Regions from separate parts of the Homo sapiens genome. Here region 2 is linked to region 1. Evidence: read pairs that join two places in POLR2A ChIA-PET (ENCODE). Cell type or tissue: K562. All regions are shown on one strand. Links, peaks and the distances in the headings refer to the core of each region. The heading gives the core; the rest is flanking DNA.

What was found. ChIA-PET counts read pairs that join two places held together with the same protein. Peaks named below come from ENCODE experiments on the same cell type or tissue, not always from the same donor. Only the 100,000 strongest peaks of a DNase experiment are listed, where the experiment ranks them.
Region 2: POLR2A ChIA-PET joins it to region 1 with 5 read pairs; 3 of 35 experiments call an interaction of 5 or more read pairs at or near these places.

The regions. Positions count from the first base shown.
Region 1 is chr6:109,174,359-109,190,983 of GRCh38, reverse strand. CEP57L1 (centrosomal protein 57 like 1) reads right to left here. Exons shown (of 11, transcript NM_001271852.3): 11 at 16,566-16,625. It also overlaps the pseudogene CCDC162P. Among named protein-coding and RNA genes, the nearest start is that of CEP57L1, 87 kb to the right of the region's middle. In K562, for the core only: a CTCF peak has its summit at 7,701; a DNase peak (open chromatin) is centred at 7,673.
Region 2 is chr6:109,444,603-109,448,602 of GRCh38, reverse strand. MICAL1 (microtubule associated monooxygenase, calponin and LIM domain containing 1) reads left to right here. Exons shown (of 25, transcript NM_022765.4): 13 at 210-400; 14 at 640-728; 15 at 881-922; 16 at 1,163-1,246; 17 at 1,374-1,530; 18 at 1,831-1,907; 19 at 2,191-2,467; 20 at 2,741-2,832; 21 at 3,074-3,187; 22 at 3,313-3,406; 23 at 3,608-3,707; 24 at 3,805-3,878. Among named protein-coding and RNA genes, the nearest start is that of SMPD2, 5.9 kb to the right of the region's middle. RefSeq lists a silencer at 548-597. In K562, for the core only: a CTCF peak has its summit at 3,029 (motif pointing right); DNase peaks (open chromatin) are centred at 532, 2,342 and 3,026.

The sequences.
Region 1 (16,625 bases), core at 5,478-9,477:
TCTTCCTTTCTTCTTCTGAGCCCTCCAAACTGTCCTAACCTCTGCCTGTTACCCAGTTCCAAAGTTGCTTCCACATTTTCAGGTATCTTTAGAGCAGTACCCCATTCTAACAGTATAAATTTACTGTATCAGTCCATTCTCGTGCTGCTAATAAAGACATACATGAGACTGGGTAATTTATAAAGGAAAGAGGTTTAATTGACTCACAGTTCCACATGGCTGGGGAGGCCTCACAATCATGGCAGAGGACGAAGGAAGAGCAAAGGGACACCTTATGTGGTGGCAGGCAAGAGGACATGTGCAGGGGAACACTCCTTTATAAAACCATCAGATCTGTGAGACTTATTATCATGAGAACAGCATGGGAAAGACCCACCGCCATGATTCCATTACCTCCCACCGAGTCCCTCTCATGACACATGGGAATTATGGGAGCTACAATTCAAGTTGAGATTTGGGTGGGGACACAGCCAAACCATATCACATTAGTTCAAGTAAGCAAATGGTGAGAGGCTGACAGAAAAAAAAAATCACTTAAATTAGTGAAGTGCTCTTTCCTGTTATGATATATATTTGAGTTTCCTTTTAGCTTATGAATAAACATGTGTACTTACATATAGTAGTGATAAAAATTCAAACTATTCCACAGTTCTATTTTAAAATGGCATGTTTTATATTTTTTGTATAATTAATCTTAATTGCAAAAATGTGTATACTTAATGAAAATAAAGCTGTCACCTAAGAAAAAGAAAGAAAGAAAGAGAAACTATGTAAGACAAAAGAGAAAAGACAATGGAGCAGTATTTTAAAGCAATAAAAAATCACCAAACCAGAATTCTATGCTGAACAAAAATATCTTTCCAAAATGAAGGGGAAATACTTCTTTCAAAATAACAAAGACTGAGAATTTGTCCCTTGCAGACCTGAACTACTAGAAATGCTAAAGAAAATTCTTCAGAGAGAAGGCAAATTATGTCCTATGGAAGTTTAGATAATACTAGAGTTTCTCAACCTCAGCAGCTATTGACATTGGGGACTACATAATTCTTCATTGTGAGAGGCTGCCTTGTGCATTGTAGAATGTTTAGCAGCATCCTTGGCCTCTACTCACTTAATGCTAGTAGCAACCAATCATACCCCTCACCCAAATTATGACAACAAGAAATATCCCCAGACATTTCCAAATGTCCCTTGGGGCACAAAATATCTTCTATCTCTACCCCTCTTCTCTGTCCCTTGAGAAACACTGATATACACAAAAGAATGAAAAATGCCAGAAATGATAGGGAAAGATAATCCTGAATGAAGACAATGATGACAATTTGACTTGCAAATAGTATCTCAATATCTTTTGTTTCTTTGTGATTAATGTAATAGTTAATTCCTAACTAGTTGCTAAAGAACTAATTTGTATGCATAGGTAAGATATAACTTGTAACACAGGAATAGAGAACAAGGAATTTTAAAATCAAAATAATATATACTTATTATAGAAAATTTAGCAAACATATAAAAGTAAAAAGGGGAACTTCATTATCCTGCCATCCAAACATAACATTCATTAGCATTTGGTCTAAGTCCTTCAAGTGATTTTTTTTCTATACATACTTGACCATTATGACACACATACATACACACATTAGTTTTTATTAACTAATATTTCATATATAATAATTCCTTATGCTAATGTTAAAAGAAAAACTTTAGACAAATTAAATTTAACAGAGTTTAATTAAGTAAAGAACAATTCATGAATTGGGCAGCCCTCCTAGCCCCCCAACCAGAGTAAGTTCAGAGAGACTCCAGCACTGCTGCACAGTGAAAGAGGATTTATGGACAGAAGAAGGAAAGTGAAGTAACAGAAAAGAGATGTGAGGTACAGAAACAGTCAGATTGGTTACAGCTCAGTGTTTGCCTTATTTGAACACACTTTGAACAGTTGGCTGCCTGCAAGTGGCTGAAGTATGGCTTCTGTGATTGGCTGAGACTCAGTTACTTGTTACAAGAGTAGGTTATGGTCTATTTACAGTCCAGTTAGGTTACACGTCACTATGTAGGGAGAAACCTTACCAAGGGTTCTGAACTTAAAATGAGGCAGCTTTAAGCTAAACTTAATTTAACAATAAAAAATGTTTAATGGCAGAACAATATTCTACCATGTACCGTACTGTTTTTCTTAACTCTTTCTCTTATTGGTGGATATTCAGGCAATCCTAATGTTTTACTTTTATTATAATGCTGCAATAATAATCTTTATGGAAAACTCTTTTTCCCATGTCTTGAGTTATTTTCTTAATAGAAATTTCCAGGGCTTGGCACAGTGGCATACACCTGTAATCCCAGCACTTTGGGAGGCCAAGACTGGAGTGCAGTCGCTTGATCTGAGCTCTCAGCAACCTCTGCCTCCCAGGTTCAAGCGATTCTTCTGCCTCAGCCTACTGAGTAGCTGGGACTACAGGCATGCGCCACCATGCCCAGCTAATTTTTCTATTTTTAGTAGAGACGGGGTTTCACCATATTGGCCAGGCTGGTCTTGAACTCCTAACCTCAAGTGATCTGCCTGCCTCGGCCTCCCAAAGGGCTGGGATCACAGGCATGAGCCACCATGCCTGGCCACAGCCAATAGCTTTTTAAGGGCTAGAACTGTCCTAGTCAATGTGGTATTGCCCTACATTATCGACACAGAAAGTACTTAGCAGAAATTCAGTCAATTGTTCCGTGCCTTTAAGCTGAATTTAAAACTGTGAAATAGATCTCTAACAAAGAACAGCGTTTACACTAGCCAAGTTCTGCAAACTATACATGTCGAGAAAAACAAAACCTACCCTAGCGAAAGGATATTCCTGAAAGCCAGTTTGCCCATACATTTCTACTAATTTCAAATGAATTTTTCAAATTGCAGTATCACTCTTACCTGCAACAGAAGCAAAGGTAAATTTTCAGGGGTGTACTCCCTTCTTAGGCAGCTCTCTAGCTCCCTCTGCACGGCATCTGCCTGAACAACAAGGGGCTTCGACTCGGCCACCTAAACCCAAATAACTAGTTTTAACATCCCAAATTAAAGAACTGTAAAATTTCAAATATCACAAAATCAGACATTTCCAAGGAAATAATGGTCTGCTCTGATTCAGTGGTAAGCTGAATAGTGGACTGTTCTCATAAATACTGTTAATAGCATCAGCTGTTTGTCTGCAAAAATACTGTTTCTGCTAAAAGTTACCAGTCAGCAAAATCAAACTTATTGTCATATTGAAATAGCCCACTGTCTTACTCACCTGTAAGGTTTTCTTCAGTGCTAGTTCCCTCTCTCTTCTAAAGTAATAAATATCCTTTGGCATTTGAATAGAGCTGCAGAAAGATTTATGCAATATAAGTGGTAATTACAGAAGCTGTAATCGACCAGATTATAGATAGACCATGATTAATCTGTAACTCTTCACAACTGCTCATTTCTGAATAAGTATATCATATTATACTGGATTATTGAGGGCACGCAAAGGCCACATCCTTTTGTTTTGGTTAGAATCTTTCTTGATTCTTCTTTGATTAGCATGTTTGCTAAACTTTTCCCTGGGCCAATTTTTCTCTCCCCTCCCCAAACAAACAGAGTATTTCGTTCTACCCTTGATTCACTTCACTATTTCCTACTGCAGAATAAAGGGAGGGACACAATGGTGAGGATTTTTATTTCCCCACCTGAATTCCCTCCAGCAACCTTATCTCTGACAAATATTGTGCCTCTCAGATCCCATTTTCACCCTAGTTGGCACATAAAACCAGTATCGTGTAATTTAAAATAAAATGCTTTTATTTTTGTGTTCTTGATGAATTATCTGCTGGGGGGTGGGAATGACTCTTAAATATCAAACATGAAATACTTCAGGAATCATTTTAACCAAACTTAATGCTTCAGGAAAATTATTGATTCGTAGGAAAAACATTTATAGCAGAAGTGCCTGTTTAAGCAGCCTTGTGGATTCCTGTTCACACCCACTGATGAGGGACCTGTTGTTTTTACCATGGACTCTGATACAAGGAGGCACAAGCTGTGGGGTCACCTGGTAAGGGGGTGGACCCTGGGTCAGGAACAGCAGAGTGCTCCACATTTGGGATAAGATATATCCCAAGGTTTGGCAGCTTTGAAAACATCAGGAAACAGCAACCCTGATGCAGACATCACTTTCTCAAGATAGTATTTTGCAGACATTGGTAAGGGGCCACAGCAGGTAGTCTGGAACACAGGTGAGAGACCACCTAGAGATTATGCAGGAGGTGTAAGCAGTGACATTTAGGTTATTATTGTTCATATGGCCTATGAGTTCCCAGATAAGTTTTAAGGGAAGATAAAAATACACTGTTAGTTTGTACACTTGCCAGCAATTTCCCCCACTGCAGGCAGTGGTTCTGTGAAAAGAACCCCAGGCTGACAGTCAAGAAATCCATCAGTCAAGTGAGCCTAAGCAACCCATTTAGACACATTGTGTCAAATTTCCACCCCTGAAGTTGGAGATAATGCCCCTCTTATCTCCTAATATCTTCGCTTTAATGGAAAAAGAAAAAGAGGTGAGCTCTGAAAGGGATTTGAGAATAAAACCGGTAATAAACCTGAGGTATAATTTCTGTCATTCTGAATCCTGGCTGCAGCCTTGTGGCGGTGGGGAATGAGTAACCAACCAGAAAAGGGATCAGCTATTACTAGGCAGCTAGAGAAACACAAGAAACTTTCCCCTGCCCTCTTGTCTTCTTATCTTTGGCATACTGGGAGATGGGGAGGGTCATGGGCTTAGCTACCCAGCCCTCTCTCACTCAGATCTTGTCTTTCCTCTCAGTTAGCCTCAAAGTGCCTGTGAATGACCCTGAAGAGACTGGTGAACATAAGTAGTGTGTACATCAACCTGCAAAAAGAGATTTACTCATACGTTCATCAAGCATTGTTCATTCAACATACATTCATTCATTTATTCATTCAGCAAGAATTTATGAAACACTTAACCACTGCAAAGTCTTGGGTTTGTGGAGTAAAACAAGGGAAAGGATGCAAAAAAAACGGGGGGGGGGGGGCGGAAATGTTTAAGACACACAGTTCTTCTCCAAGCCTCAATAGATTTTTCAATCTAGTGGAATGAGAATGTTAAAGTGATTATCAGGAGTGGATATTTCCATGTTCCTTGGACTCTAGAACCTAGCACAGCACCTGGAAAACAGAAGGTGCTCAAGAAGTATTTGTTAGGTGCAGTGTTGGGTGATTTGGGGGAGTAGACAAATAAGGCTATCCAGGATTTCCCATCACTCGATTCTAAGAGACATCAGAAAGCCTTTCTTATCCCAGTGTACACTGGGGAGTCACTTGCCTGACATTCTGACATTTAAATCATAATAATATCAACACTCCATCTTTGCATTGTGTTTTCTAGTCTTAAAAATACTTTAACATGCATTATTTCATTATCCTCACAACCTTATGTAGGTAGGCAAGGTACTAACCTCATTTTTCAAATAAAGAAACCAAAATTGAGAGAAATTATGACTTGCATGGTTCCATGATCTTTCCATCTCATCACACAATCTGATTTGCTTCAGACACCTAATGGTTTTAAATACTAATTAAAAAACATATGAAATGCTGGTTCTTCAGAATTGTCTTTGGAATGAAGTACTAATTCACCTGCTTACTGCATCTTCTGACCTCTCCAAACCTCTCACCATCCACATTGTGTTTTCTCAATGATTCAACCTAACAGGGTTCTTATATTGCTCCTTTTGATCAGTTGTGGCAGTATCAGAAACAGGGATATGAAGGTCCTGGGTCCATGAGACTTGCCATTAGGGGCTGATCTGTGTCTCTTGTTTCTCTACAATAACTTGATTGCTGTTGTTGGCAGCACTTACCTATAGAAGAGCTCCTAATGAAACAGGCTGGCTGGCTTCCTGTTGTGATCTGCTCTAGAGGAGAACAGAAGCCCCTACTCAAGCCCTAGCTTACCTAACTCTCAGCAAATCAGTAACAAAAGACCCAAGGAGTTATTAACAGCAAGTTCCTACTTTGGGGGGATAGAGACTTCCACAAAGCCCCACAGGTGCAGTTAGAACTAAAACTCAACCTATAGTTACCCCTTCCTCATTTTTGTGCTAAGAATAATGCCTTGGGTGGAGATTTAAAATGCTAATGCTACATTTGATGTATGAAGAAGCATGTTGAGCCACTGTATGAGCACTAGAAACCACACCCCCCGCACCCCGCCATATGTGCCCTGATGTAACCCTTCTCTATCAAAGGATGCTATAAAACTAACGCACACACTACCCTTGGAGAGCATCTCTTTCCTTTTCCTTTCTTGGTGCTGGCTCCCTTGTGCACAACCTGAATACACTTACCTTTGCTGCTGCTCTGTTTGGTGATCTCTCTTGATTTCTATCCTGGGAGACAGCAAGAATCCAGAGTGCTGATAACACTCACAGAACATTGTTTTGCATAATGTATTACTAAGTGCCTACCATTATTTCAGCTTTTAAATTTCTCACCAACATCAAAGTCAAATTCAATTAAAATATTATTGGGTAAAATGAGATCTCCTTTCATTGAGTATGATTTGTATTATAGCTCCTGTAACTTCAAGACAATAGCATTAATTAACATGTAAAAACACTTACATTTTCCTTGGTAAGACTTTTGCTTGGATCTGTCTTAACAAATCTAGAATATAGAAAAATCTTAGAGGTAGCAATCAGGTTAGAAATGGGTACCTGAAACTGCTATTATATACTATTTATCTGAACTGGAGATAATGCCAATTGTCTATGTAAAAAGAAGAGAGGGTGCTGATGTAGATTACGGAGTGAGAGTGGGGAGTAAAGCCCCTGAAGATCACACCTTCTCAGTGCCACTATTTACCTGTAAACTCGATTAGCTGTTCCCTGAAGAGCTCCCTGCTCTTCTATCTCAGACTTCAGTTCAGTCAGTTGCACAGCCAGTTTTTTCTCCAACAGCTGGACCCTTTCTGTGGAAGTGATCTTATAAATTTCATCCATGATTTGTATTTGCTGTTTTTCTGTATCCCTGAAAAAGAGGATCACAAATCTTGATGCCCTCAGTGACCATTATCCAGCATGTTGAACTTTGTCTATCTTTGTCCAAGAAATCATGTCAACTTTGTAGAAATGCATGCATTTTGCTATTAGACTGTTGTCATTTGTGATTTAATTAACATCTAGTAAACAGTAGAGAAAAAGTAGGTTAGAATCTCCACTGGCCATGCCTTTGATTAGCCCAGTTCACCTTCAAAAACATCTCTGCTTCAGCTTTGGCTGTGGGGTTTAATAAGTGAGAATGCACCCCCCACCACCCCTCACCTCTGCAGTCTTGATAAATGTTTGTGGGGATTACACAGTAACTTCTGTGAATGGCAGTTATTGCTGACTTCTAATAGAAAATTGTACTTCCGCATTTGAATGTGTTTTCTTAATTTTGACTGCCTACATTTAGCATACCGGTTTTACCATTAAATAACAGCTGATAACCTCCCACCCCACCTCACCTGGTTCACAGTCTGTCAAATTCAACATAATTGTTTGTTAAGTACTTAGTATCAACATTCTAATTAACAATGTAGATTAACTGCATGACTCAGAAGTCCTGGGACCCATAAGTTGCAGGGGATTCAACAGATGATGTATTTCCTTGTGTTACTGCTGCCCTCACCTGTCCTGGACAAGTATGAGTTAAGTCTCTCTTAGGCCACATTAGAGAGATTTAAAATACTTAAACCTTATTTTTTTCCTGTGATATTTCTAGACTCTCATCTTTCCTTTTGAGATATTTCATTTTCTCAAGTTAATATGCTGTCATTTCAACAAATAATTAAGCTGTAGAGATGTTTTGTGTAGAGGCTTCCTTTGGGAGCCCATTTATTCTTTTTCTAAATATATGAAAAATGGAAATGAGCATCCATGTTCAGTCCAGGTTGTGAACCTGCCTAGTAATAAATCTGTCGTGTTTGGCACGCCATTGGAGCTCAATAAAATGCACTGTTATTGTTCTTAGCAAAAGTAAAATGTTGTTATAGAAAATATTTGCCATTTGGCAGTGTCCTTTCAAGTTGGGCAAACAGTTAAACAGCTGCCTTAACAGCTGCATTCCAATCGGCAGCCAAGAGTGGCAGCAACATAGACTGGCTGATTATTCTCCCAAAGGACGGACATTCTGCCTTCATTTCTTGATCAGTTTCAACACTTCACAGCTCAGAAATGAGAACATTTAATCCTGTACTGTTTAGCTTGCAACACAGTCAAGCACAGTATTCAGAAAATTAACATAAAGGGGTCAGTCTTTGACAACTGTCCATGAAATGAATCCAACCCAGAGAAATACATGCCTGCTGAGCACTCATGTCTAGGTTTAAAGAGACAACTGTTTATTTGGAGGGGTATGGGAGGTGTGCTTCATTTATTGAGAACCTACCGTGTGTCAGGCAAGCACTGGGAACTCATTTAGTCTTAGAAAAGAGATTGCGAGAAAAGAGAATTTCTTCAATCATGTTTTTAAAAATAAGTACATTTAATTATTTGTAATTCATAATTATGTATAATACATAATTTTTATGCATTTAAAACGTGGTTAAAATTTAAGACAAAAATAGTAAGATCAGCTTGAGCAAGGTTTGGGGGTGTTCAATGTGTGGTTACAGCAGGCTTGGATGGGGATAAAGCAGACACGTTTAGAAAAGAAATACTGAGTAACTATTTTAAAAGTTTCAAGGTGATGAGTAAAAGAATAGAAATGCATCTAGATGAGTTCATGTCATTTGTAGGGACATGGATGAAGCTAGAAACCGTCATTCTGAGCAAACTATCGCAAGGACAGAAAACCAAACACTGCATGTTCTCACTCGTAGGTGGGAATTGAACAATGAGAACACTTGGACACAGGGTGGGGAACTTCACACACCAGGGCCTGTCATAGGATGAGGGGAGTGGGGAGGGATAGCATTAGGAGATATACCTAATGTAAATGATGAGCTAATGGGTGCAGCACACCAACATGGCACATGTATACATATGTAACAAACCTGCACGTTGTGCACATGTACCCTAGAACTTAAAGTATAATAAAAAATAGGAAAAAATAAAAATAAAATAAAAATATCCGTACCTATTAAAAAAAAAAAAAGAAATGTATCCTAGAGCTTCCCAAAGAAGTGGGAGTAAGGGGTGAGATAGGACTTTTAAATCCAATAAACGGTGGTCCCCAACCTTTTTGGCAACAGGGATTGGTTTCATGGAAGACAATTTTTCCATGGATGGGAAGCAGCAGGTGGCCAGGCAGAGGGATGGTTTCAGGATGAAACTGCTCCACCTCAGATCATCAAGCATTAGCTAGATTCTCACAAGGAGCACGCAACCTAGATCCCTCACATGAACCATTCACAATAGGGTTCATGCTCCTATGAGACTCCAAATGCTGCTACTGATCTGACCAGAGGAAGCTCAGGTGGTAATGCTTGCTTGCCTGTGCTCACCTCCTGCTGTGTGGCCCAGTTCCTAACAGGCCACTGATGAGTACTGGTCCATGGCCTGGGGACTGGGGACCCCTGCAATAGAAGGTAAGAAAAGTGGTGGTGGGGGGGAACAAAAAGAAGTATGGCAGAATTAAGTTCAAATGTAACAGTAATTATAATAAATGTAAATAGTTAAGCTCATCAAAATACATAAATCAGCACAGCTTCAAGTGTTTTAAAGGCTCCCAAAACTTGATAATGTGATATGTACCAAAATAAAACAATTATTTTTATTCTAGCAAATGCCAGAATTTAAACTGATAAGCATACTGGTCCCATATCACTGTGGGCTAATCCAATTCTCTTTATTGATCTGCACAGATAGATACTCTGTAACCTTGTTGGGTAAACATTTTTGATACGTAGTCATCTTGATCATCAAATGCTTTCAAATCATCTATGCTTTCAAATGAAATACATTACATGCCAGCTTCTGCATTAGTAGGGGTGTGGCTAAGCCATTGTAACAAAAAGACACCATCACCAGTGGCTAAAAGAACAAACTCATGCCTATAATCCCAGCACTTTGGGAGGCTGAGGTGGGTGGATCACTTGAGGCCAGGAGTTCGAGACCAGCCTGGCCAACATGGTGAAACCCCACCTCTACTAAAAATACAAAAACTAGCCAGGCATGGTGGCATACACCTGTGATCCCAGCTACTTAGGAGGCTGAGGCAGAATGGCTTGAACCCAGGAGGCTGAGGTTGCAGTGAGCACCACTCTACTCCAGTTTGGGTGACAGAGTGAGGCTCTGTCTCCAATCAATCAATCAATCAATCAATCAAAGAAAAAAGATCTTTTAAATCTCTCTAACCTAATGGTGCTAATGTAAATGGTCTGGGGTTGTAGAGCAGCCCCACTACTAAATGGGCACTCAACGGCCCGGGTTCCTTCCAAGTCTGCTTCATCATCCCCTAGGCATTGTTCAGATAAACACATTAGTGTTTTCCCTTCATTGTGTCTATAGAACATAGGGGACATGAGATAAATATATTTGATAGTCTGAGTTGAATAACCTGCTTCTACTTCTAGTTTGCTGAGAGGCTTATTTTACTTTTTTCTTGAAAGGGTGAATTATGTCAAATGCTTTTTCTGCATCTATTAATCATGTGATCTCCCTCATCTATTTGTTAATGTGGTTAATTTCACAGATTTTCAAAAGTTAATCCAAAATTGTGTTTTTAGAATAAACTCCATTTGGTCATAATTTGTTATCTTTTTTATAGAAAAATGTATTCAATTTTCTACTATGTTTTTCAGAATGTTTGCATTTATGTTCATGAGAGACATTGGCCTGTCATTTTTCTTATAATGTTTTTGTGAAATTTTGGTATCAACATTATGCTGGCCTCATAAGACATGTTGTGAAGTGTTCTCTATTTTCTGAAGAATGTTTATAATTGCTATATCCTTCCTTAAATACTTGGAATAAATCACCTCTGAAATATAGTAAACTGAAGTTTTCTGTATGGGAGGACTTCAATTACAGATTCAATTTTTTAAACAGATATATAGCTATTCAATTTTCTATTTATTTTTGTGTTCATTTTATTAAGACTTTTAAAAGAACATTTGGATATATAAGCACATTTCATCTAAGTAGATGAATTTTGGGGGGATGTGAGGTTTTTCATAGTATCATACTTTTTAACAGCTTTGTTGAGATATAATTAACACAACATCTGATTAACTCACATGAAATGCACAATCAATGATTTTTATTTAGTATATTCAGAGTTGTGCAATCATTACCACAATCGATTTTAGAACATTTCATTACCCTAAAAAGAAACCCTATTGCCATTACCAGCCACTCCTCATTTTTCTCTAAGCTACCTCTTCTTCCTAACAATAAGCAACCACTAATTGACTTTCTCTCTACAGATTTGTCTCTACAGATTTATATGAACATTTCATATCAACAGAACCATACAATATGTAGTCCTTTGTGACTGGCTTCTTTTACTTAGCATGTTTTCAAGGCTCATCCTTGTTGTAGCATGTATCAGCACTTCATTCATTTTCAATGGCTGAATAATATTCCATTGAACAACTATACTACATTTTATTTGTTCATCAACTGATGGACATCTGGGTTGTTTCAATTTGGGGGCAATTATACATAATATTGCTATGAACATTCATATACAAGGTTTTGTGCACATCTGTTTTCATTTCCCTTGAGTATATGTGTAGGAGTGGAATTACAGGGTAAATATGTTTGACCTTTGAGAAACTGCCAGACTTTTCCAAAGTGGTTGTACCATTTTACATTCCAATCAGCCATGTATGAGAGTTTCAATTTCTCCACAGCCTTGCTAACACTTGTTACTATCTGTCTTTTTAATTTAAGCCATACTAGTTGGTGTGAAGTGGTATCTTATTGTGGTTTTAATTTGCATTTCCCAGTGGCTAATGACGTCAATCATCTTTTCACATGCTTATTGGCCATTTGTATGTCTTCTTTGGAGAAATGTCCATTCAGATCCTTTGCCTATTTTTAATTGGATTATTTGTATTTTATTGATGAGTTGTAAGAGTTCTTATATATTCTAGATACATGTCCCTTATCAGATGTACAATTTGCAAATATTTTCTTCCATTCTGTGGGTCATCCTTTCACTTTCTTGATGTTGTCCTTTTAAACTTCTTATCTTTTTAATATTTATAAAATGTGTAGTGCTGTCTCCTTTTATATTCCTGATATTGGTAATTTCTGTACTTGTCTTTTTTTTTTTTTTTTTTTTTTTTTTTTTGAGATGAAGTCTTGCTCTGTTGCCGAGGCTGGAGTGCAGTGGCACAATCTCAGCTCACTGCAACCTCCGCCCCCCATGTTCAAGTGATTCTTCTGCCTCAGTCTCCTGAGTAGCTGGGATTACAGGCAGGTGCCACTTCACCTGGCTAATTTTTGTATCTTTATTAGAGACAGGGTTTCACCATGTTGGCCAAGCTGGTCTCGAACTCCTGACCTCAGGTGATCCGCCTGCCTTGGCATCCCAAAGTGCTGAGATTACAAGCATGAGCTACCGCGCCCAGCTTGTACTTGCTTTTATCTTGATCAGTCTTATTAGAGATTTATCAATTTTACTAATTTTTTTCAAAGAACCAGTATTACTGAGTTTTCTCTAGGTTATTCATGTCTGCCTTTTCTTTTACTGATTTCTGCTCACCTAACTTAGTAGATCATTGCTTTTACTATCTTGAGTTTAATTTGCTTTTCTTTTTCCAGCTCTTGAGATGGATGTTTAGATAAATAATTTTTAACCTCTCGTGTAATGTATTTAATATTATAAATTTCCCTCTAAGCACTATTCTAGCTACATCACAGAAGTTTTTAATGTTGTGTTTTCACTATATTTTAAATATTTTCTAATTTCTATTATGATTTCTTCTTTGACATAAGAGTTATTTAAAACTGGTTCTTTCTGTTATGGTTTCTAGTATGATTCCACTGTGGCCTGAGAACATATTCCGTATGACTTCAATTTTTAAAAATATGTCAAGCTTGCTTTATAACCCAACATATGGTTATTTTGGTAAATGTTTCATGTATACTTGAAAAAATGTGTATTCTGATGTTGGGAATAGTGTTTTATATACGCCAATTAGATCATATTGGCTAGTCATGTTGTTCAAATCTTTTATATCCATTGATGTAATCACTGATTTTTTAAAGGATATATGAGCTAGGTATATTAAAATCTTATTACAGTGAATTTACCTATTTCCCCATTTTGTCCTCAACACATTAGTTATATATATATATATATATATATATATATATATATATATTTAATTTTTAATTTTATTTTTTGAGACCGAGTTTTGCTCTTGTTGCCCAGGCTGGAGTGCAGTGGCACGATCTCGGCTCACTGCAACCTCCACCTCCTGGGTTCTAGTGATTCTCCTGCCTCAGCCTCCCGAATAGCTGGGATTACAGGCATGCGCCACCATGCCTGGCTAATTTTTTATTTTTAGTAGAGATGGGGTTTTTCCATGTTGGTCAGGCTGGTCTCAAACTCCTGACCTCAGGTGATCCACCTGCCTCAGCCTCCCAAAGTTCTGGGATTACAGGCATGAGCCACCACACCCGGCCCATTGTAAGGTTTTTATTCTTTGGCTAGTGTTTTTTTTTTTTTAACCGAAGATTTCTACCCTTTTAGAGGTTTTAGTTTAGCTCTTTAACCTCCTGCAGCTTCAAAATCTGGCAAACGTCTAGAGAGGAAAACTGGCCAAGTGTTTTGTGCTGGCTTCCTCTCTCCTGTGGGGTGTTGTCTCCTAAGCTAATCTCAGATTTTACCTGCCTTTCCAACTTCCTTCTTAGGTGTGCCTTCTGAGCCTTTTGATTGATAGATTGACATTTCTCTTTTTCCTCATCTCTGAAATTCTGTCCTTCAAAGGTTCGAACTTAGTTTCCCACCCCATGAAAGTTCAAAATCTGGCAAAAATTTGAGGGAGAGAACTGTCGTATATTTGACGCAGTTCCTCCTTCTAGCAGGGTTTATCTTTTAAGCATGGCAAGACTGCAGATTTTACTTTGCCTTTCTAGACCAGCCCCCCAGACTCCTTCACACCTTGGCATTCAGCAAATATCCAATGGGTATATTTCAGACATTAGATTCAACTCTGCCATTCCTGCAGCCATGGCCTTCAAAAGTCTCCCTGGCTTCTGTTTGTCGCATTTGGGTTCTTATGCCAAAACTGTCACTGTGACTAGAATTGGTAGATTGGCTAAGGAAGCAAATAGCCAGGGACTGTCAACTCACCTAGGAAGGCTCTTTCATTTCTGGAATTTTGGTTCTTCTAGTCTTTGTTGCTTCTATAACCTTCCAATGTCTTTCAACATATGACTGTAACTTAACTGTTTTCATGATGTGGCCTTTACTAAATCTTACCCAAAGTAGCCAGGCACAGTGGCTCATGCCTGTAATCCCAGCACTTTGGTGTAATCTTGGCTCACTGCAACCTCTGCCTCCTGGGTTCAAGCGATTCTTCTGCCTCAGCCTCTTGAGTAGCTAGGATTACAGGCGCACACCACCACGTCCAGCTAATTTTTGTATTTTTAGTAGAGACGGGGTTTCACCATGTTGGTCAGGCTGGTCTTAAACTCCTGACCTCATGTTCCGCCAGCCTCAGCCTCCCAAAGTGCTGGGATTACAGGCATAAGCCACTACGACCGGCCCCAAAGAAACTTTCTTAAACTTTGGCTCCCACCGCTCCATATTATTGTCTCTTTTACCTCAAATAATAATAAACCACCTCATTATCTGTTCATGGAAGCATTTTTTTAAAAAATTACCAAAGATCAAAAGAAGCATGTGTGAAAGCAAAATGTACACACTGCTCTGCTGTTATCAGAGCATTATCAACATGTACATTGTAGTCAGAAAATATCTTGCACCCTGAGAGAAATAAGCAAACAAAAACAGGGTCACTGTCATTCATTTTCCCAAAATAAAATAATCCTTAAGTTTTGTTTATAATTTACTAATTCCTTTAATAAAAGCAATTTTATTGCCAACTTTTGCAATGATAATAGATGAAAATCTGTGATGATCTTTGTGGCTATGACAATCATGTGAGAAAATCGCTGTCTTTTCTACCATGATTGGACAACTACAAACTTGGTAATACTGGTAATTTTGTGGGTTTTCCTTTTTTTTTTTTTGTATTTTTTTATTTGATGAGCCAGTTCTTTTAAAACTTGGGAGTTGCTTGCAAACTTTCCTTGAAAGTAAACTTTCCCCCCTAAATCCTTTGTCTATATTTCTTTGACAATTGTGTAGATTCCTCTAAGATTTTGTGTATGCATCAACCAGGGTAAAGTCCACCACATTGTCCATGAAGAGCAACTCAAGGGCTGTTCGAGGTATACATTTTCCAGTCTTGAGGCAATAAAGTCTTCATCTAGTTGATTCAAGTTCTTTTTCTGGCTCTTCATATGTTTTTTGCTTCCTGGCCAAGTCTGCGTTTGACACTGGTTCTGATTTGTAAACAGCCACTTATTTCTCCTTTGGTGGCAGCAATGTTGAAAATACACATTTTAATGGTCGATCCGTTCTTTGTGAGGCAACAATGACAGGACATCTGATTGTACTTTGTTTTTGTCTTGAGGATTCTGTTATCTTCTGTCATCTAAGATACATCTTTTCTTTGCATCTGGGTCTTAAGACATGAGTTTGGTCAAATTGATAGGTTGCATTAGTAGGTTGGAAAGTTGCTCATATTACTCCCTACATCACTGATTTACTTTCTTTCTCATCTTCTGACCATTGACGAAACTTGTTTTTCATTTTTTTGTGCCACTATGAGTTCAAATCAATTAAGAAAAATATTTTTGTGGCCACTGGAATGCAGAGAAGCCCTTGGAGATCTGGAGCTGCTACCATTAACCAATGACTCACGCTTTTTGTACTTTTATTACATTTGATCCATCTGTGGCTAATGTTATAAACTAAGGCTGGTAGTTCTGTGTATTGCTATTATTTTTTGAGATAGGGTCTTGCTCTGTCTCCCAGGTTGGAGTGCAGTGGCATGATCATGGTTCACACGGCCTCCATCTCTGGGGCTCAAGCAATCCTCCCATCTCAGCCTCCCAAGTAGCTGAAACTACAGGCATGCATCACTATGCCTGGCTAATTTTTAAATTTTTTTTGTAGAGATGAGGTCTCACTATGTTGCCAAAGCTGGTCTCAAACTCCTGAGCTCAAGCCATCCTCCCACCTCAGCCTCCCAAAGGACTTGGATTACAGGCGTGAGCTACCACGCCCAGCCTGCGTATTAATTTTTAAAAACCATCTTTTTTCTCCTCAAAAAGGAAGGCATAGTTCTTTGTAATAGTCCATTTGTAATTACACAGCTTTCTTTCTCCAAAGTCAATGTCCTTTCTCCCTCAGAAATATGCTGGAGATTGAACAGTCAGAAAAAAACATCATTTGAACACACTATTTAGGGATATCTAACTCCAACAGACAAATCTACCATGAAAAAGAACAAAATATACACAGTGAACAAACTTGGAAATTGTTTTTATGTAACTTTAGAGCAAAGGGTAGAAACTTTACAGAAGGT
Region 2 (4,000 bases), core at 1-4,000, 260 kb before region 1:
TAGTGGAGAGCTTTGTGAATGGCACAGGCCCCCAAAGCCAGGAGTAGTGTCACTGGGTTGGGCACTGGGTAGCAGAGACTACACACCTACCTTCAAGCCTTCTTGTACCCCAGCTGCTGCTTGCTGTCCCTCCCCTCCTGCTGCCCTTCCTCCCCTCAGTGGGGCTAGGTTCTTGTCTCTAGTTGGCTTTTCTCCCTGACATCCCACAGGGAACCCTCAGAGCTGCAGGGGCTGGGAGCTCTGGAAGCAACTGCTTGGGCACTAAAGGTGGCAGAGAATGAGCTGGGCATCACACCGGTGGTGTCTGCACAGGCCGTGGTAGCAGGGAGTGACCCACTGGGCCTCATTGCCTACCTCAGCCACTTCCACAGTGCCTTCAAGAGCATGGCCCACAGCCCAGGTGACCTGAAGGAAAGGCGGGCAGGATAACTGGGATGGGGAGGTGTGTGTGTGTGTGTGTGTGTGTGTGACAGAGGGAGAAGGCGGTGTGTGTGTGTGTGTGTGTCAGAAAGAGGAAGAAGGCGCCCTCTGAGGGCCAGCCTGGGAGAGGTGTCCTTCTGGGTTGGAGAGTGACTGTCTGTTCTGAGAGTACAGTATTGGCACCCCCCATCCACACTGATGCCCTGGCTCTCCCCGCAGGCCCTGTCAGCCAGGCCTCCCCAGGGACCTCCAGTGCTGTATTATTCCTTAGTAAACTTCAGAGGACCCTGCAGCGATCCCGGGCCAAGGTGGAGAGTTTAGGCAGGGCTGGAGCTGAGCAGGGAGGAGTGGGCAGGGGGGTACCCAGTGGAGATCCTGGGGTGATGGTGAGGACATTCAGAAAGTGGGGAGGACTGGGACCTCAAAACATCACACTTAGAGCTGTTAGGACTTATTGCAGGAAAATGCAGAGGATGCTGGTGGCAAGAAGCTGCGCTTGGAGGTGAATGCAGGCAGGGGCGGGTCGGTCTCCTACCCCACATTTTATCCCCTTTCCTGGTACTGTCTTCCCTATTTCTCATCCCATGTCTTGTTCCCCACCCCAGGTCCTGTAACCCCCCCATCCAGCCTCCCTGCCTAGTCTCACTCCCCTTCCCTTCAGCCCCTTGTGTTCATCTGTACGCATCCCCTCCCAGCTGGCCCTGCCCCTCTACCCTCCCTGCCTGAGCACTTACCTCCTTAGATGGAGGCCGAGACCCCAAGTACTGAGGTGCCACCTGACCCAGAGCCTGGTGTACCCCTGACACCCCCATCCCAACACCAGGAGGTGAGAGCCAGGCTTTGTGTGCAGGCAGAGGCCCGGGGAGGGCAGGGCAGGGGCGTTTCATGGGAGGGAAAGAACTTTGGAGCTGGCCTTGGCTCCACCTGACCCTGTGTCCTGGGGGTCCACGCAGGCCGGTGCTGGGGACCTGTGTGCACTTTGTGGGGAACACCTCTATGTCCTGGAACGCCTCTGTGTCAACGGCCATTTCTTCCACCGGAGCTGCTTCCGCTGCCATACCTGTGAGGCCACACTGTGGCCAGGTGGCTACGAGCAGCACCCAGGAGATGGTGAGTGGGCCTGGGAGACCTCCAGAGAGACTCTGGGCCTGGCCCTGCTTGGGGGACACAGAGCTTGAGGTAGAGAGGCACAGGATGGAAACAGGCTCAAGATGGCACTTCGTTCTCCTGAGCTCAGGGTCTTCTCTGTCCCCTGCAAAGCTCCAGATGTGTGGTTCTGAGGAACAGGAGGCTGGCAGAAATTCACCTGCAAATCTGTCTTGTTTTCCCCACCTTCCTTCATAAACTGTTGCGTGTCTGGGCACTGGGCTGCCCACACCAAATGCCTCCTCCCCTCTCTACCCTTTCCAGGACATTTCTACTGCCTCCAGCACCTGCCCCAGACAGACCACAAAGCGGAAGGCAGCGATAGAGGCCCTGAGAGTCCGGTAAAGACTGAAGGCGTGTATGTATATTGGGGCATGGGAAGAGGAAGAGGGTCTCGTCAAACCAGCGCTTTGCTGGGGGTAACTGAATGTCGTCTTCTACTAGCATGTAAGCTCTGTGAAGGCAGGGATGCCTGTCTGCTTACACTTCTTGTTCTCTCAAGTATCTAAAACACAGCCAGACACTGTTTGTAAATGGTTTTAAGTGAATGAATGCCAAGGCTCACCTTTGCTCCGAAGGGGTGGCCTCACCCCCCGACCTCACTCCACATGGTGGCTTTTCCAGGAGCTCCCCACACCAAGTGAGAATAGCATGCCACCAGGCCTCTCAACTCCCACAGCCTCGCAGGAGGGGGCCGGTCCTGTTCCAGATCCCAGCCAGCCCACCCGTCGGCAGATCCGCCTCTCCAGCCCGGAGCGCCAGCGGTTGTCCTCCCTTAACCTTACCCCTGACCCGGAAATGGAGCCTCCACCCAAGCCTCCCCGCAGCTGCTCCGCCTTGGCCCGCCACGCCCTGGAGAGCAGCTTTGTGGGCTGGGGCCTGCCAGTCCAGAGCCCTCAAGGTAACCCATCCTCACAGATGTGCTGACCCAGGGTGGGACAGGGTGGGAGCACTGGCTTCCTGCAGAGGAATTCTGGGGAATACAGAGGGAAGTTGTGGGGATCCCAGGCCGTGGCAGCCTCTCCTCTGCTCCATTCTTCTCAGTTCCTCCCATGCCCCAACACATACATTCAGTCTTTACCAGACTTGCAGGGCCTCCGTCACCACCATGCTCTTTGTTGCCTGACTGGGGCAGGCGCTGGAGGCAGTAGAACGTCTCAGTTCTTCTTCTCAGCTCTTGTGGCCATGGAGAAGGAGGAAAAAGAGAGTCCCTTCTCCAGTGAAGAGGAAGAAGAAGATGTGCCTTTGGACTCAGATGTGGAACAGGTGAGTGGGCCAGCGTGCAGCCACAAAACGCTCTCCAGCCCACTACAGGAGAAACCTGCACTGGTCCACTGCACCCTTCTCTTGGAATGTCTTCTCACTTGGCCTGTCATATCTCTGGCCTCTACCTTTTCTACCAGAGCTTACCCCACTTCAGCACGGGTTATTTTCTGCCTTTCCAAACAACACTCCTATCCACCAGGGGGCCCAGGCCCTATCCCTGACTGGCCTGACCCTCCTATAGGCCCTGCAGACCTTTGCCAAGACCTCAGGCACCATGAATAACTACCCAACATGGCGTCGGACTCTGCTGCGCCGTGCGAAGGAGGAGGAGATGAAGAGGTTCTGCAAGGCCCAGGTGAAGCCCGGGGGTTCCCAAAATTCTGATGGGGTCAAAGTTCTGAGACTGAGATCAGAGTTCCTCCAGTGCTCTGTTCTTGAGCAACCTAGAGACTCCTGGATATTCTGTCTTGTACCCCTCAGACCATCCAACGGCGACTAAATGAGATTGAGGCTGCCTTGAGGGAGCTAGAGGCCGAGGGCGTGAAGCTGGAGCTGGCCTTGAGGCGCCAGAGCAGTGAGTGACAAGCTAGGACACCCCTCTGCCTTCTAGCACTGTGTTCAGCTCCACGCTCCAGCCCGTAGGAGTCCCAGTGGCTATGCCACACAGCTAACACATACCTGTGACACCCGGCTCTCCTGTCTCCCCTAAGCCTGTAACTCCTGTGGTGCTGGCTGGAAGCCTCCTGATCACCCTACCCATCTTCCTTCTTCTCAGGTTCCCCAGAACAGCAAAAGAAACTATGGGTAGGACAGCTGCTACAGCTCGTTGACAAGAAAAACAGCCTGGTGGCTGAGGAGGCCGAGCTCATGATCACGTAAGGGGAAGGGGATGGTGACAGTGGCCCATGGGCCAGGCTCCAGCCCCTTGGGCACCTTAGACAGCTCTGCTTCTACAATCCCTGACCTCCACAGGGTGCAGGAATTGAATCTGGAGGAGAAACAGTGGCAGCTGGACCAGGAGCTACGAGGCTACATGAACCGGGAAGGTAGGTGAAATGTGGGGAGAAGCAGACACATCCCAGGGATGTGTCATGCAAGCCTCATGATCTCAGATACTGACCAAGCAACATGATGCTCTAGTCTGTGTACCTCTGAGACAATTCAGGAG